2 separate regions of the Homo sapiens genome follow, and region 2 is linked to region 1. Evidence: read pairs that join two places in POLR2A ChIA-PET (ENCODE). Cell type or tissue: PC-9. All regions are shown on one strand. Each heading gives the region's core, and the rest is flanking DNA. Links, peaks and the distances in the headings are about the cores only. Region 1 has its middle 190 kb from the start of KIAA1217. Region 2 overlaps KIAA1217.

Evidence for each region. ChIA-PET counts read pairs that join two places held together with the same protein. Peaks named below come from ENCODE experiments on the same cell type or tissue, not always from the same donor. Only the 100,000 strongest peaks of a DNase experiment are listed, where the experiment ranks them.
Region 2: POLR2A ChIA-PET joins it to region 1 with 25 read pairs; 2 of 35 experiments call an interaction of 5 or more read pairs at or near these places.

What each region holds. Positions count from the first base shown.
Region 1 is chr10:24,012,960-24,021,657 of GRCh38, forward strand. It overlaps a transcript of KIAA1217 not described here. Among named protein-coding and RNA genes, the nearest start is that of KIAA1217, 190 kb to the right of the region's middle. In PC-9, for the core only: no CTCF peak of the experiment used is centred there; no DNase peak of the experiment used is centred there.
Region 2 is chr10:24,234,613-24,243,310 of GRCh38, forward strand. All of the region lies in intron 2 of KIAA1217, which reads left to right. Among named protein-coding and RNA genes, the nearest start is that of KIAA1217, 30 kb to the left of the region's middle. RefSeq lists an enhancer at 3,136-3,661. In PC-9, for the core only: no CTCF peak of the experiment used is centred there; DNase peaks (open chromatin) are centred at 4,059 and 4,469; H3K4me3 peaks cover 2,638 bases; H3K27ac peaks cover 2,329 bases.

The DNA.
Region 1 (8,698 bases), core at 400-8,399:
TCTGCAAATTCTAATACTCGCTAAAATGTATTTATAATCTTCAAATCAGTACTCATGGTACTTTTGCAGATAAGCACAGAGTGACAATAAATTTGAGTCACTCAAAGTACATTGTAAACAAGTGTCCCTTTCACGATCTATTTGGTGCCATATTTTTTTGCATTTTTATGCCTTTTGCATGTTCAGTGGTGATTTCACTGTTTAAAAATGGCGCCCCTAAGCAATGTACTGAAGTACCGTCCAGTGTATCTAAGCACAAGAAGGCCAAGATGTGCCTTACAGAGAAAAAATACACTTGTTAGACAAGCTTCGTTTGGGCATGAGTTATAGTGTTTTTGGCCATGATTCAATGTTAATAAATCAAAATATATATATTGAATATTTATGTTATTTCAATATACATCTATATATTAATTATATATTAAATAAGGTGTCTTTAAGCAGAAACACACATAAAAAAGGTTATGCATTAATCAGTGGACAAAAGCCAAAGGCTTATAGGAACCAAGCCCCGTATTTCCTCTAGGAGCAATGATTCAGTATTTGCTAATTCAACATCCATGTCTGTGTTATAGATCATAATTAGTGTGAATAACAGAATCAACTGCATTTGATTGAAAGCTCTGTGCCATCTGGTTACTTGAGTGGCTCTATTATGTGCAGACATAGTCTCCAACTATCTTTAATGTGACTCAGAAATGTCCTGCTATATTCAGGATCAGGTTTCAGGTAAGTTAGGAGTTACATAGACTGGATGAGAATCCAAATAAAATCTTACACCTGAGTCAAAGAATGGGACGCTGATTCTGGAGTGTGGTGAGAGAAGGGAAACTTGGCCATGCGCTATGGGGAGTGCCGCCATGAGGGGAGGGAAGGAGAGATATGGAAGAAGCTGAAGAGAGGAAACCAAAAGTAGAGGGAAAGATGTGTGTGCTCACAGTGACGCCAAGAGCCAGCACCTTAGACAGTGCTCTTAATTGTGGGATGTGTCACTGTCTGAGAATATTCAACATTACTCCTTCCACCAAAGTATGGAACAGGAAAATTAATGTGTGTACAATGTCATTTGTTATACTTTCTTGACAGGCAGTAGGTGAGATACCAACACATTCTGCAGAGCTTAATGACATCATTTTAATGTAAATTGAGCCTGTTTATTTGCTTTTCCTGTTTCATATAAGGTTATGACTCTGTCTCCTGGCTACCCAGAAAAGGCCATTTTGATTTTGGATAAATAGTATCTGTAGAAATGTGTTTTTAAATAAAGGGTACTTCATGCACTTAAGTTAATGGACTTTAATAATCTATTTAATACGCTCTGGCAAGAAAGATGTTTTTACTAGCTACCATTGGAGAAACTATGTGTTCTCATATTCAGGCATAAGGTAATTTGTTTTACACGCAGAAAATAGAGTTTACAATTTGAAATAAACAAATCACTGCTTTAAACAGTGTAGGAGAGAGTACACTACTTCAAAAATAATTGCTTGTTTACATGCATTTGCTTGTTGGAAACAAAAGACTGAAATGAGAGCTCCTCTATCGTTAGTCTGTTATGTGAAAAAATGAGAAAGTGCATACAAGGACCCAAAGCAGTAGAGAGAATTTCCCATAATGCCATGTGGACATGATAAATTGTACCATTTTGCCAGTTAATGATATATTAGATCAATACAGCATCTAACTCGTGAGCTTCAGCTAGAAATCTCAAGTCTGATGGAAAACTATTTTTTAGTATCTTAAGAAAGTCTCAAAACTTTGGAAAAAATTAGTGTTTTTGAAATATGGCCAAGTTATATCTTCACACATGAAAAATGTACTATATTTTTCTAGGAGTTTGAAAATCATTTTGAGGGCTGAGAGTTTTTCTAAGCAGTGTTAAAACCACATTGAATTGCTGTTAAAGGGTAATAGTCATACCCTTTCATATTGTTTTGAGAATTAAACAGAATACAGCACATGGAACAAAAATTAATATAATATCTTCGATCAAAAATATAATTCTAAAATAATATTATTCAAAAATATAATAATATTCTTGGTAGAGTAAATGTTGGCCCTAAAAAAGCATGTAGTTATCAAAATTGTCCTAAACAAAATATCATTTTCTGTTGGCTGTCATTGCTACAACCATGCCACTCTTGGAAACTGATAGAACCAACAAAGTAAATGGCAAAAAGAAATGTTGAGGACAACAATAATGCTTTCCTGATTCCTCCAAATCATTTCCTATAAAGGGCTGTACAATGAGATTGCTTAGTCTACATGCCTATCTGTTCCACTCATTGGTAATTAAAATGAACTGCTATAACAAGGAACCTCAAAATATCAGTAGCTTAAAACAATGAAGATTTACTGTTGATGTGATCCTTCCATAAGAATCAGGTAGCTCTTCTTGGGGTCCCTCTTAAATAGTTTCTTCCATGTTGCAGCCTCCTCAGTCTTAGTAGAAGAGAAAGACTTTATAATGATTGTTAGGGAGGTTTATGACCAGGTCTAGAAATAGCAACATAAGGCCAGGCATGGTGGCTTATACCCATAATCCCAGCACTTTGGGAGGCCAAGGCAGGTGGATCACCTGAGGTCAAGAGTTCAAGACCAGCCTGGCCAACGTGGTAAAACCGCATCTCTACTATAAATGCAGAACTTAGCAAGGCATGGTGGTGGGTGCCTGTAGTCCCAGCTACTCAGGAGGCTGAGCCAGGAGAATGTTTGAACCTAGGAGGCAGAGGTTGCAGTGAGCCAAGATTGTGCCACTACACTTCAGCCTGGGCCTCAGAGTGAGACTCTGACTCAAAAAAAAAAAAAGAAAAAGAAAAAAGGAAAGAAAGAAAGAAAGAAATAGAAACGTAAAATCCACTTCCATTTTAAGACCAGAACCTAGTCCTAAGGCCACAAAGTAACTTCAAAGTGTACTGGGATGTGCCCTCTTCCTGTTTGCGTAGGGTAAAAAAAAAAACCAGGATATGCTTTCTTGATTCTTCAAAGCAAGTAAAGGTTTAAACTTCCCAGTATGTTCAGTTTATTTCTTAACATGCCATTAAATGAGCTGAACAATTTACTGGAAGAGGAAAATAAGGTACCATTTGACACCTTAATTTATGTATCTCAGCATGCATAGTTGAGGTTGGTGTTAAGCACAGCTAAAGTTCCAAGTCTCCTCTGAAGCTCCCCTGGTGATCTAACTGGGCTTTCTGGTGATGGTCTCCTCTAGGCTGCTATAGTAACATTTATCAAATATGTCTCTGTATTCTTTCTTTCTGTGTATTATGTCTGTTATCTTCCTGTTTAAAGAATTCAGTTCTTCTCTGCTTTGTGTAGCTACTTATTTCTTTGCTCAGTTCTTGTATTCTTATATTTATATTTTCAGCCTGGCTTCCTAGGGGTCATCCCTGTGTTTTCTCAGCTCAGTGATCAACCAGCGATTGGGCAGAGATTATATTCAAACACCTTTTATACAAAGTATACAAAGAAACAGGAAAATCTACCCTGCAGCCTGTACTCAGAAAAAATAGTGTTCAATGAAACTAACTTACAGAGTCAGCCAGGTTGTTAGATTTAACAAAGATGTCAACACAACTATTAAAATTATGTTTAAAGAATTCAAGCTAAGCTTCTTATGTTTAATAATATTATATAGTGTAGTATATTGTAGTATAGTATAATATTGTAACTATAGTAATTAAGGATGTGTGTTCTGGAGTCAGACTGCAAGGGTTTGGATCTTGTGTTCATTACTTACTTGCTTTTTACCTTACCTAGTTATTTAACCTCTTTCTGCCTCAGTTTCCTCATGTAAAAATAAGCATAGTAACTAAAGTACCAACCTCATACATTTATTTTAAGGATTGAACATGATAAAATATATAAAGCACTAAAACTGGCAAGCATTTAAAAAAAACGTGCAGTGAGCCTTCAAGAGATGCTAAATATAATGAGTAATACAATATAGAACTATGATTTTATTTGCTTGAATCTTCTATTGCTGGTAGCATTATAGACTTACCCATAGTAGGTCACAATAAATGTTTACTGAATGAAATCATGAATATTTTGTTTCGTTGGTTAGTTAGTTTTTTTGTTTTTTTTTTTTTTTTTTGATTTTTTGTTTTGAAACAAGGTCTCACTCTATCACCCAGGCTGGAGTGCAGTGGCACAGCATAGGTCACTACAGCCTTGAACTCAGGGGCTCAAGTGAACCTCCCACCTTAGCCTCTCAAGTAGCTGGGACTATAGGCATGTGTCACCACACCTGGCTAACTTTAACATTTTACATTTTTTGTAGAGACAGGATCTTGCTATGTTGCCCAGGCTGGTCTGGAACTCCTGACCTCTAGGACTTCTCCTGCCTTGGCTTCCCAAAGTGCTGGGATTGCAGGCATGAGCCACCGTGCCCAGCCAGAAATCATATTTTTGATGCATGAAGTAGAGAGCCTTTCACTTCAATGTAAGGGGACTATAAAAAATTCCTTCCCCAATGTATTTCCTCTAGTTCCACACAGATGCCAACCTTAATTAAGATGTAATATTTTTATTCAGAATGAAGAATCAATGTTAAATGCAAATAAACCTGAAAAAGTAACATACTGGCTTAAATTCACACTATAATTTTCCATTTAAACACAGTATACTCAACTTTAAGTGAAACACCTCCTGATACAACATACCTAAAAAGCTGGATAAAATTTAAAAATTTAATTTTATATGTATAACTGCACTGTTGCAAAAGTAGAACTCCTGCAAAGGCCAGAAATTATATGAAAATGCAGTTCCACAGAAGCACAGCCACTTACCCTGGGGAGTTTACCTTTTGCTTGTGACCCAGACCTGGGTTCCAAAGGTCTCACCCAGGGGATTAAAAACAAAGCTTAAAGACATAGCAATGTGGAACAACATACATTGAAAGCAAGAAAGATTAGTGTAAGGACAAGTGCACATCTCATTCAGAGTTCATGGAGATAATTGCTTGCCTCACTGTTTAGGGAGAGCACAAAAAAGAAAATGTATTCCTTCAATATCTCCAACCACAACTCTACCAGGTTACCTTTGTAGCCCCCCAAAAAGTAAGATCCGAGTTTAAAGTGGCCTCAAGTTTGTAGTATCCCAGCTTCTTTCTGCTTTACAGAAGAAATACAAATTCTTTCTGGAAGAATGCACCTTAAACCCAAGCTTCATATTAAAAAAAAAATTATAAGGAGTATGTGCTCCCAAACAAAAAGTCACCAAACACAAAAAAGTGAGAACCCATTAGCAAAAGCCAAGAGAAACCACAAAGTGGAGAATTTCAGACATTGGAGTTATCAGACCTAGAATATGTAAGTTTGATCTCTAACATGCTCAAGGAGTTAAAAGCATATAGCAAGTATAGTAGAGTTACATAACATTAAACAGTGAAATAATAACTGAAAGTAGGAACTACATTAATCATCGGATTAGACTTAGCTGAAGAGAGGATTTGTGAACTGAAAGAGCTTTTATTAGGAGATATACCTAATGCTAAATGATGAGTTAATGGGTGCAGCACACCAACATGGCACATGTATACATATGTAACAAACCTGCACATTGTGCACATGTACCCTAAAACTTAAAGCATAATAATAATAAAAAATAATAATAATAAATAAATAAATAAAATTAAAAACAAGTAGCATATAGTAAGTATAGCCATTCTAGAAAACCGTAGAGATATTCCTCAAAAAACTAAACTTAGAACTGCTATATGACCCAGCAATCCCACTACTGGGTATATATCCAAAGATAATGGAATCAATATGTCAAAGAGATAACTGCACTATCATGTTTATTGCAGCACTATTCACCATAGCCATAGCCATGACATGAAATCAAGCTAAGTGTCCATCAATGGATGAATGGCTAAAGAATATATGGTATATATACACTATTCTGCCTTCAAAGAGAAGAAAATCTTGTCATTTGCTACAACATGAATAAAGGAGGGCATTATGGCAAGTGAAATAAACCTGGCACAGAAAGACAAATACTGTATGCTCTCAATTATGTGAAATCTAAAAAAATTGAACTCATAGAAGCAGAGAGTAGAATGGTGGCTACCAGGGGCAGGGGTTGAAGGAGCAGGGAGATGTCACTTAAAAGGTACAAAGTTTCAGTTAGACAGGAGAAATAAATTTTGGAGATTTGTTGTACAGCATGATGACTATAATTAATGATAATGTGTGTAGTATACTTGAAAATCACTGAAAAAGTAGATTTTAAAATGTTCTCATCAGAAAAATGATAAGTAGGTGAGCTGATGGATATGTTAATTTGCTTGATTTAATAATTCTGCTATGTATACATATATCAAAACATTGTTATATACCATAAATATATACAATTTGGCATTTGTCAATTTAAACAAATAAATGATGAGACCTAACTCTCAATAAATAAATACATACATACTTAAGGAATGCAAAAAAAATTTAAAAAATAAAATAAAAATAATTTAAAATGCCACTTAAAAAGACAGAGTGGAGGTAATTGTGAAAGAAGCATTTGAAGAAAAAGAAAATATAGTGGGGAAGATAGAACACATTTCAGATTGAAGATTTGGGGCAGGGGAGGGCAGACTTCTGTGAAAGATCAGATGGTAAATGTTTTAGGCTTAGGGGCCATAGAGTCTTGGAAATACTTAACTCTGAGGTTGCAGTGCAAAATCATCCATAAGTAGTAATGTAAATAAATGAGCCCGGCTACATTCTAAGAAGATTTTATTTCTACAATGGCAGCACACTACATTTGGCCCTTGGATGATAGTTTGTTAAATCCTAGACTAGGAAATCATAGAAAATCAGAGCAGAATAAAATTTGAGAAGAGAATGGATTATACCTCAATCAAGATAATCTAAAAAATAAAACAACTCTAAAAAGAAAAAAAGAAAAAGTACAATAATGGCTGAGAATTTTTCAGGAATAAGTAAAATAAATGATTCTCAGATTCAAGGACCCCCAAAATTCAAAGTGAGTTAAAATAAAAATAAATCCACATCAAGATACATTACTGTGAAACTGCATAACAAGAATGATAAAGAGAAGATCTTAAAAGTAGCCACAAAAGTCAGTAAATTCTTTCCCCCAAAATTATGTAGACACCAGACAAAATTGTCAAAAATAACCACATATGGTTCCAGAAATCAACCAAAGGCAAACAAAAATTATGAAGCATTTATTTATGAAAAACTTCTAGAGCGTTGGGTGAGAATAGTAGTCCGTGACTTTCATTCCTGGGGCTACCCCCATCACCTAGCCATCAGCAGATGCATGGTTGATGCTGTAGTTTTACAAGAGGGAAGTTGGCTGTGAAAATCAGCAACTTAATTGTCAGAGGGGACTGATTTGATTTGGAATGAAAGGTAAAAACCACACTAAGTAGCATTGTCAGTAAAAGTAGCAAACTTGATAAGAAATGAATGAGTAAAATCTGCTGCTCATAAGCTTGAGGTTGTGGTCTCATTTGGGTGGGCAGTGGACAAGCAAGAAACTTAACGAAGAGATCTTGGAAGAAAGGGCTATATAAGCTTCACACAGCCATGGCTGATTGGGAAGCACGGGTGCCTTTCAGAGAGACCACAGAAAAGTGCAAGTCAAAGAAGAGGTGAAAATGCTCAAAGTTTTAACATGTTCCCCAATACACATATATACACACACTGAAAGTAGAAGCCTTATCGCTTGAGGTGTTTGAGTACAATCTGTGCACAATCATTGGTTGACCACTGAGCTGAGAAGACACAGGGATGATCCCTAGGAAGCCAGGCTGAAAAATATAAATATAAGAACACAAGGACTGAGCAAAAAATAAGTAGCTACACAAAGCAGAGGAGACAGACTCTACAGATTAATTCCTAGCAAGTTCCTAAAACAAAACAAAACAAAACAAAACAACAACCTTGGGGGAAAAAGTAAAGATGCTGTATTTTATGATCTAACATGTTAGTTTTCAACAAAATGGAACAAAGTATGAAAAGAAACAGGAAAGTCTACCTGCAACCTATACTCAGAAAAAATAGTCGTCAATGAAGCTAATTTACAGAGTCAGCCAGGATGTTAAATTTAGCAATGATGTCAACACAACTACTGAAATTATGTTTAAAGAATTCAGGGAAAGAAATGTATAAAGAATTAAAGGAACATATGACTAGTAACAGCACAAGAGATACAAAATCTCAATAGATAAGTAGAAATTATTTTTAAATAATCAATTATGTATGTAGAAAATCCCAAAGAAGCAACAGTAACAAAAAATACTGGAATTAATAAGCAACTATAGCAAGATTGTAGGATATGAGGTTAATATACAAAAGCCAATTGTTTTTCTGTATACCAGCAATCAACGATTGAAACTTTAAGTAAAAACACAACACCATTTACATTAGCACCAAAAAAATCAATACTTTAGGTATAAATCTAACTAAATATACACATGATCTTTATCTGAAAAATTATAAACTCAAAAAGAAATCAAAGAAGATATAAATAAATGAAGAGAGATACATATTCATGGACAGGAAGACTCCATATTGTCAGAATGTCTGTTATTCCCAATTTTATCTACAGATTCAGTGTAATACCAATGCAAATCCCTGCAAATTATTTTGTGGATATTGACAAACTGATCTAAAGTTTACATGAAAGGCAAAAGATACAAATAGCCAACACAGTATGGAAGGGGAAGAAT
Region 2 (8,698 bases), core at 182-8,181, 220 kb after region 1:
CATGCCGCTGCACTCCAGCCTGGGTGACAGAGCAAAACTGTCTCAAAAAAAAAAAAAAAAAAAAAAAGAAACTACATACAAAAAACTTGGCTTTGCTTTTTCAGCCTAATTCGTTAAGTCTGTTTTTAATGGGAAATTCCGTCCACTAGCATTTAGTGTAACAACTGATGGACTTAATTATATTCCTCCATCTTAATTTGACAGCAAGTACTGTATGTCTATTCTTCTTCTCTCTTAAATGTGGCTCATGCTATTTAAATGCGAAACAATGGCTTGAGTTTAGGTCTTGACAAGCTGTATCTGAAATGACAGTGGTTGCTCCAAGTGAAAATGACTGTTAGACAATTGGAGATAAAATAGGACTGGACCCTATGCCAGGAAACAAGACTAGACAGATACATGTTGGAGGGATCAGCTCTATTAGTCACAGTTCTTCAGAATATCAGAGCCAATAGCAGAATTCCTTTTTCTTTGGGGGACCTCAGTCTTTGCTTCTAAGGTCTTCAACTGATTAAATGAGGTCTACTCACATTATGGTGGGCCATCTGCCTTACTCCAAGTCTACTGATTTAAATGCTAATCACACCTAAAAAATACCTTTACAGCAACATCTACACTGGTGTTTGACCGAACAACTGGGCACCATAACCTGGCCAAGTTGAAACATGAAATTAACCATCCCCCTCTGCACCAACAGTTGACAGAATGTGAATGGATAATTTCTAAAAACAAGTAACAACTACAATCAAACACAGAGCCAAAGATCAAGGGTTTAGCATTAGAGAATTACCACAGTTGGGGTCCATGTTTCATTAAAGAATCCAAGCATTCTTATCTTTTGGTGATACTTGTAGTGTGGTCTTGACTTACGAAATGTATATGTGTTGTTTTCTACCTTTTTCATGTTTGACAGTTTTTCTTTAGACCAGAACTTCGGATTGCAGCTATTTCTTAAGAGTTGCTATTTCATTAGCCTTATCAACATCCTAGAGATCTGTTTGCCCTGGGGTTTTGAGGGCTAAGCCCTGAGTTGTAATGCATTAACTCTGTTCTGTGCAGTCCTTCTAGGACTAAATACAGCCTGCAGCTAAATACATACTGCTTCTCCAAGGCTGCTGCTGTGCTGATGTTTCTGTCTGAACTACCCCAGACTCCAGTACCGTCTGTTAACTCCGTATCTCGGAGGATCTGCAGAAGGTCCGCGTTGACCCTTTGCAATCCAGTATGCACTTTCAGGCTCATCTACTAAATAAATCCTTTCAGCATGGCTTCGTTTAGTTAGGCTCTTAGTATCCCAATTATGAGCAATTTTATTAAACTAGGAGTATCAGTGCCTGGTAGTTAAGTACAGGTGTTTTGGGTTTAAATCTCGGGTCAGCCTGAGTTCAAATCTCAGCTCCAACACTTAATAGCCATGTAAACTTACTGTAATTACCTAACCTCTCTAAAGCTCAATTTCTCCATTTGTAAAATGGGAATAATGATTGTTCTTACATCATACTATTGCTGTGAGGCTTAAATGAGATAAGGGTTGGTTATTTGAATGATAAAAAAATTGATATTTTGCTTGAAAGAAAGTATTCCTTTTCTACCTGACAACTTCCAATTCATATTTCTTTTCTCTTTTCTTTTCCATTCTTTTTCTTTTTCTTTTTTTCGACGGCGTTTTGCTCTTGTTGCCCAGGCTGGAGTGCAATGGGCAGTCTCGGCTCACTGGAATCTCCGCCTCCCAGATTCAAGCAATTGTCCTGCCTCAGCCTCCCAAGTAGTTGGGAATAAAGGCATGTGCCACCACACTCAGCTAATTTTTTTGTATTTAGTAGGTTTCACCATGTTGGGCAGGCTGGTCTCAAACTCCTGGCCTCAGGTGATCCACCCTACTCAGCCTCCCAAAGTGCTTGGATTATAGGCGTGAGCCACTGCGCTAGGCTCATGTTTCTTAAGAAACAAAAATTCAGGCCATAAATAGTTAAGTCTAACCTCTTTCCCCAGCTGTTTGTGTTCTTTTATCTTTGTGAGCTTTTTCAGTGAGGAGTTTTTTTTTTTGTTTTTTTTTTGAGGCATGTTCTTACTCAGTTGCCCAAGCTGGAATTCAGGGGTGCAAACATAGCTCACTGCAGCCTCAACCTTCTGGGCTCAGGCGTTCCTCTCACCTCAACCTCCCAAGTAGCTGGGACTAGAGGCACACACCAGCACGCCGGGCTAATTTTTGCACTGTTTGTAGAGACGGGGTATTGCTATGTTGCCCAAGCTGGTCTCAAACTCCTGGGCTCAAAAGATCCTGCTACCTCAGCCTCCCAAAGTGCTAGGATTACAGGCATGAGCCACTGCTCCTGGCCCGTTTTCTACCTCTGCTATAAAACAGGTTTGTTGAAGCGAATTCAAGACAGAGAGTCTTATTTGCTCTCCAAGTCAATCATAGGTACCCATGATGTTGCTAAATTTAGAAAAAATAGCTCATCTACATGCATTTATTGAGCTCTGATTTGATTAGTATGATGCTAAGGTTGCCATCAGGCAAATCACAATGTCATTAAGGCTTAGTGAGATGTTTTTCTCATTCAGGGATGGTAGGAAAAATCGTCACTGGACTGGCCACCTCTAATCAACTCTTGGCATTTCTGCCCAGCCTTCGTGTGTTGTCCTTATTGCTGGGATCCTTGTTGCCAAACACTTTCCCAGCTCTAAGTTGTTCAAGATCTCTCTGTCTTGATCATAATAATGTCAATGCTGGTTACAAATTTTTCTCTTGGGTTTACCTCTGCCTGTCCACTGAGGAAACGGTTAATGGAGTTGCTTTCCCATCTGAATTCTTTCTGGACTCTCTCCATTTGCCTTTACATTCTGACTCTTCTCGCTCTCTTTTCCAAGCCTGAATTCAATAAGCAAAAGCTGAGATACTGTAATTTCCTAAATAACCCAAAGGGAAGATCTGGCATAATTTATAACCACTCTGACTGCTGAATCAACTTGCACTTGCTCTTCTCTCTAATGGAACTTTGAAGAATAACTGTAATTGAATAGTGCCTCCACCCCATCTTCAGATTTGACTGAATCAAGCCTAGATCTGGTTATATCTGGTTTTTGTTTGTTTCATGTTGTGTTTGTGCCCCACTGAGTATAAAGCCCAAGTGTGGGCTTCATCTGGATGTATTTTCATCTCACAGAGACATTAATTGAATCTCTGACAATAGTCTTGCCTCCGAGGAGTGCTCCAACTCTGGCTGCGGTATTAAACCAAGGTAGTTCTTGGTTGCCTTCAAAGGTAACCTCCCATCTGTTGACAGTGAACTACGGCAATGCAACGCTTACAGAATCATTGGAGGAGAGGATCCAAAGCGTTTACAATTCCCTGCTATGCAAAGAGTCATTCTGAGTTTTTTTAACCTATGATTGCTCTCTGTAAATACCTGGGTGCACCCAGCAAGGTGTAGAGGTTAATGTTTGCTCTCTGACCTTTGAAGACAGATGCACTGAATATGTTGCAGTTTGCAATGGGATCCGTGGCAAGTTAACAGCAGACTGCTCCTTCAGCTACTGCTGTTTCCAAAACTCTGCAGTGTCACATCTTGCTCGCGGCTGCCTCCTCAGAAGTGCTTCTCAGCTTCCATTCAGCTCCCTGCTGAGTTCCTCTGAAGAACTTTGTACTGTGGCATATGACAGCGACCTGATAACATTATGATAAACTCCTATGGGTTTGAACTCAGTCCTATTCAAATTTTCTGGTGCCTAGTGGTCAGCAGTCTTAGACCTGGGGAGTAAGAGGTGTGTCTGCAGTGAATTTAGAGGTGAGAAGAAAGAGGGCTGGACTCAGATATTGAGTATCTTAGAGCCTACGGACCATTTCCCAAAGCCTAGAATAGATTTCAGCGTAATTCTGGTAATTTACATAAACTAGGATAGACATGCAAAATATCTGGATATGTTAGGAAGGAGTTAAAAAGTTCTCCACACCTTTTCCTACCACCTCTGCAGCCATAGAAGCCGAGGGGAAATGCACACACACACACACATACACACTCTGGCAGGGAACCTGTTTTGCAAGTTTTGCTGGTAAAAAGTTCTAGGAAGGGGGCTGGTGGAGAACAGAGTGGAAAAGAAGTATCAATTGAAGGTTTTTCAAGACCTGAGTTTTCAAGGTAACTTTATCCTGCAGAGAGAGACACGCATGGCCGCTGTAGGTTTTTCTTCCACCAATTAAGTGCATTGTTAGACAGGGAGGGGCAGATTAACGAACGCCTATAATTTTGATCATTGTTTTTTGCAAAACAGCTCAGGCTTTGAAAATGAAGCCATCGTTCCCGGCTAAGTTTCTGCCAACAGCACAAATTATACTGTGCAGAGATCCAAAGCCCCTAAGAAGGTTTCATTAATGAACAATTTCAGACGATTGTTTAAGTCTTCGCCTGACAGGTAATGTTGGCATGTCGGCAGGTGGGGTTAGGGTTTCCATGGAGATTTATGATGTCATGCTTGAAAGAGCATGTCAAGACAGCCGATTTAACAAGTAGCTACTCAAAAAGTCCTATAGGCTACAAGTAGGTTTTATGCAAATGACGAGAGTTTCACTGGGAAAAACTGCAAAAGAAAACAGCCCAGACATGGAGGGGGGTTTTACCTGACAGCTCCGAAGGAAGACCCTGGAGTCCGTTCCAGACAAAAACTTCCAGAAGAATTAGATTTTCTGCTTTAACTGCCGCCTCACCTGTGGAGCTCTGGGTACAGGTAAATATGCGGGGTTTTTTTCTTCCAAGTTTTTGCCAAAAATTATTTGGAAACATTTCGCTCTGTTTCTCGGCATTGTTCTCTTGGCAGGAAGAAGTGAATCAATAAGCCCAGCTTTCCCATAGCAATGTTCGTGCTAAAGGGCTGTTTTTAAGGGCTTTTTTTTTTTTTTTTATTGAATGAACTGAGATTTTTGAATAGAGCTGAAAACAAGCGATGCATTGTGCGTTCTGCTGATTGTGCCCGGTGAATACTGCTATAAAAGTGCCACAGATAAGGGTTAGATGGACAATCTGAAAATTGAGATGCTCCATGTATTTCTTATTTATTCCCAGATGTGTGTGTGTGTGTGTGTGTGTTTGTGTGTGTGTGTGTGTGTGTTCTTTTACTCTTACGACAAACCTGAAATTGAGACTATGGGTAGTTTTGTATTTTCACATTGTAAAAATGCCAAAAATAAAATCCATGGAATGTTGCAGAAATAATCTTTGAATCAGGTTTATGAACATTGCACTTTTTTAAAAGTATGTATCTGATGCTTTTCTCACCGAGGCATTTTTCCCAGACTAGAAAAAAACAGTCCTGATAGAGACATCCAGTTTTTGAGCTTTTAGGGAAGCAGGATTTCTAAATTCCAAGAAGATAGATAAAGACTTCTTGGAGGAAGGTGGGGTGTGGGTGATAAAGGTAGTTTTTAAAGCATGGTTTAAAAGAAAATACTGGTCACTTGGGAGTATGAGGGTTTTTTTTGTTTGCTTCGGCTGCCAGTGAGGATAAGTAAACAGTCTTGCCAGCCATTTGGATGTGATAGCAATCACTGGATGCGGCTGTGGATCTGTGAGTTAGCTGAAAGGGGTTAGTTCAGAGGCATCAGTTGCCCTGTGAGTAGTTAGTTCCACCAAGCTTAAAAAGAACACAAAGAAAGCCTATTGTTTCTTCCACACAGTGCATGGCAGCGTGTGAGGTTAAAGCGGAGTTCAGAATCATCGAAAGATACCTGTGAAATGGGAATTTGGACTTTTGAAACTAAAACTACTTAGGAATAAGTGGATAGGCTTTCAAAATGTTTTAAGAACTGCCTCATGTGTGAGAATGAGACCTCCTGAAATTTTGCAGTTAGATAATGTGGATTAATGCCAGAACTCACATTCATATTAAATTGTTACCACAGTTATTGCAAAACAGTGAGTGACAAAGAACTGTGCCTCCAACATCGGAAGTTCTGGGCGTTGAGTTCTGGCTTCACCACTTAGTGGCTGTATAACTAGAGGAAAGTAAATTCATGTCCTTAGGCCTCAGTCATCATGTCCATAAAATGGGATGCCAGTAGCTAGCTGTGTTGTGAGGATTAAATAACAAAACAGACGTAGCACAGTTCTAAGCATTCATGTTCCAAATGTTAATGATTGTTTTTATTGACTGCTGAAATGGCATTGGATATTTAGAAAGTGTTTTTATATTCTTTACTTCCTCTTATCATTACAAGTAATGACTAGCAGTCAAGTAAGGCTAGTAGTCTTTTTTTTTTTAAAAAAAAAAGACAGGGTCTCACTCTGCCACCTAGGCTGAAGTGCAGTGGCGCGATCTTGGCTCACTGCAACCTCTGCCTCCCGGCTAAAGCAATCCTCCCACCTCAGCCTCCTGACTACTGGTGCATGCCACTGTGCCAGGCTAATTTTTTGTATTTTTGGTAGAGATGGGGTTTCACCATGATGCCCAGGCTGGTCTCAAACTCCTGGGCTCAAGTGATCTACCCACCTTGGCCTCCCGAAATGCTGGGATTACAGGCTTGAGCCACTGCACCCGGCCTTGGCTAGCAGTCTATTTCCACTTTACAGATGCAGAAACTGTGGCTCAGAGAGTTACTGGGAAATACGACATAATAAACTATCCTATACTGCCTGCACTTTTTCTCATTTTAGGAGGCATAGAAAAAAAATGAATGTGTTATTGAAATAACTCCCAGCAGCAGCAATGATTCTGTAAAGTAATTAAAATACAAAATGTTAAGTATGCCAAAGGAGCCAGGGTATTTATATTTTTATATTAATTATGCTTTTGCCACTTTTTTCTAGACAGGCTACAGAAGTGATATTAATTTACTTTTTACTGGTACCTACTGATAGGAGCTCCAGTACTGCACAGACTTAAAATTTTAAATTCTACCTGCCTGAAATTTTTCTTGGCCATACAAGTAGAGTCGGATTTTAATGTTACAGGTATTTTCGGAGTGAGAACCCAAGTCACCAAGGGGCTGTGGTTGCTACAGGGTGCAGAAGGAGCCTAGGAGTCGAATATACTGTCCTTTATTCCTTCTGTATTCTAGACGTTGGCACTTCCTCCCTTGCCTCTATCCCAGACAGAAACACAGCCCATAATTATATCCTACATCCATTGTATGTAAGAGACAAATATGTTTTTCATTGTGCTATTTTTAGCCACAGTGTTTCTAGCTGGGGAAAACACTCTCTTCATTCCAGGGTTTTCTTAACAATTTTTCCAGTTTTTCCATGTCAGACTATTCAGAATTATTCAGGTTCCACACTCCTGGGAGAAGGCTCTTAATGAAGTATTGAGTAGGCTCATCGAGGGGGATTCTAGAGGGATTTTGGCATCTGAGCTGCTGAGCCTGAACTCATTCTATGACAGATGATGTCTGTGGTCCCATGAATTAGGCTGCATTGAGGACTCTCATTCCCAGCACTGTTTGGGGGCACTGGGAAAAGGTTGAGTTACCTTATCCCAAGGGTAGATCTATAAGGAGAAAAGCAAATATTTATTTATTTGTTTTAAATTTCTGCTTTTATTTTTAGATATAGGAGGTACATGTATAGGATTGTTGCATGGGTATACTGGATCCAGATAATGAGCATAGTACCCAATAGGTAGTTTTTTAACCCACATCCCACCTCCATCCCCACTCTAGTAGTCCCCAGTGTATTTTGTTCCCATGTTTACATCCATGTGTGCTCCATGTTTAGCCCCCACTTGTAAGTGAGAACATGTGGTATTGGGTTTTCTATTTCTGCATTAATTTGCTAGGAAAATGGTATTCAGCTCCATCCATGTTGCTGCCAAAGAAATGATTTCATTCTTTTTTATGGCTTTATAGAATTCCATGGTGAACATGTACCACATTTTCTTTATCCAGTCCACCATTGACGGACACCTAGGTTGATTCCATGTCTTTGTGGATAGCACGGTGATGAACATAGAAGTGCATGTGTCTTCTCGGTATAATGATCTATATTCCCTTGGGTATATACCCAATAATGGCATTACTGAGTCAAATGGTAGTTCTGTTTTAAGCTCTTTGAGAAATCTCCACACTGCCTTCCACGGTGGCTGAACTAATTTCACTCCCACCAGCAATGTATAAGCACTCCCTTTCCTCCACAGCCTCACCAGCATGTTATTTTTTGACTTTTTAATAACAACCATTCTGACCGGTGTGAGATGGTATCTCATTGTGGTTTTGATTTGCATATCTCTGATGATTAGTGACGTGGAGCATTTTTTCATATGTTTGTTGGCTTCTTGTATGTCTTCTTTTCAGAATTGTCTGTTTATGTCTTTTGTCCACTTTTTAATGGGGTTGTTTTTTGCTTGTTGATTTAAGTTCTTTACATATTCTGGACATTAGACCTTTGTTGGATGCATTCTTTGTGAATATTTTCTCCCATTCTGTAGGTTGTTTGCTCTGTTGATGGTTTCTTTTGGTGTACAGAAGCTCTTCAGTTTAATTAGGTCCCACTTGACAATTTTTTTATTGTTGCAATTGAAAGCAAATATTTATTTCATTCAAAGTTTTAGTTTCAAATATGAATCACAAAGCTGCAATTTTAGGGTAGAAAAGAGTTTTGAACTCAAACATGGTGCCAAAACTCCAAATAGGTTTTGAGTCACTGATGAAATGTTTCTTAAATTTTATTTTATTTTCTTTTAGATTCAGGGGGTACATGTGCATGTTTGT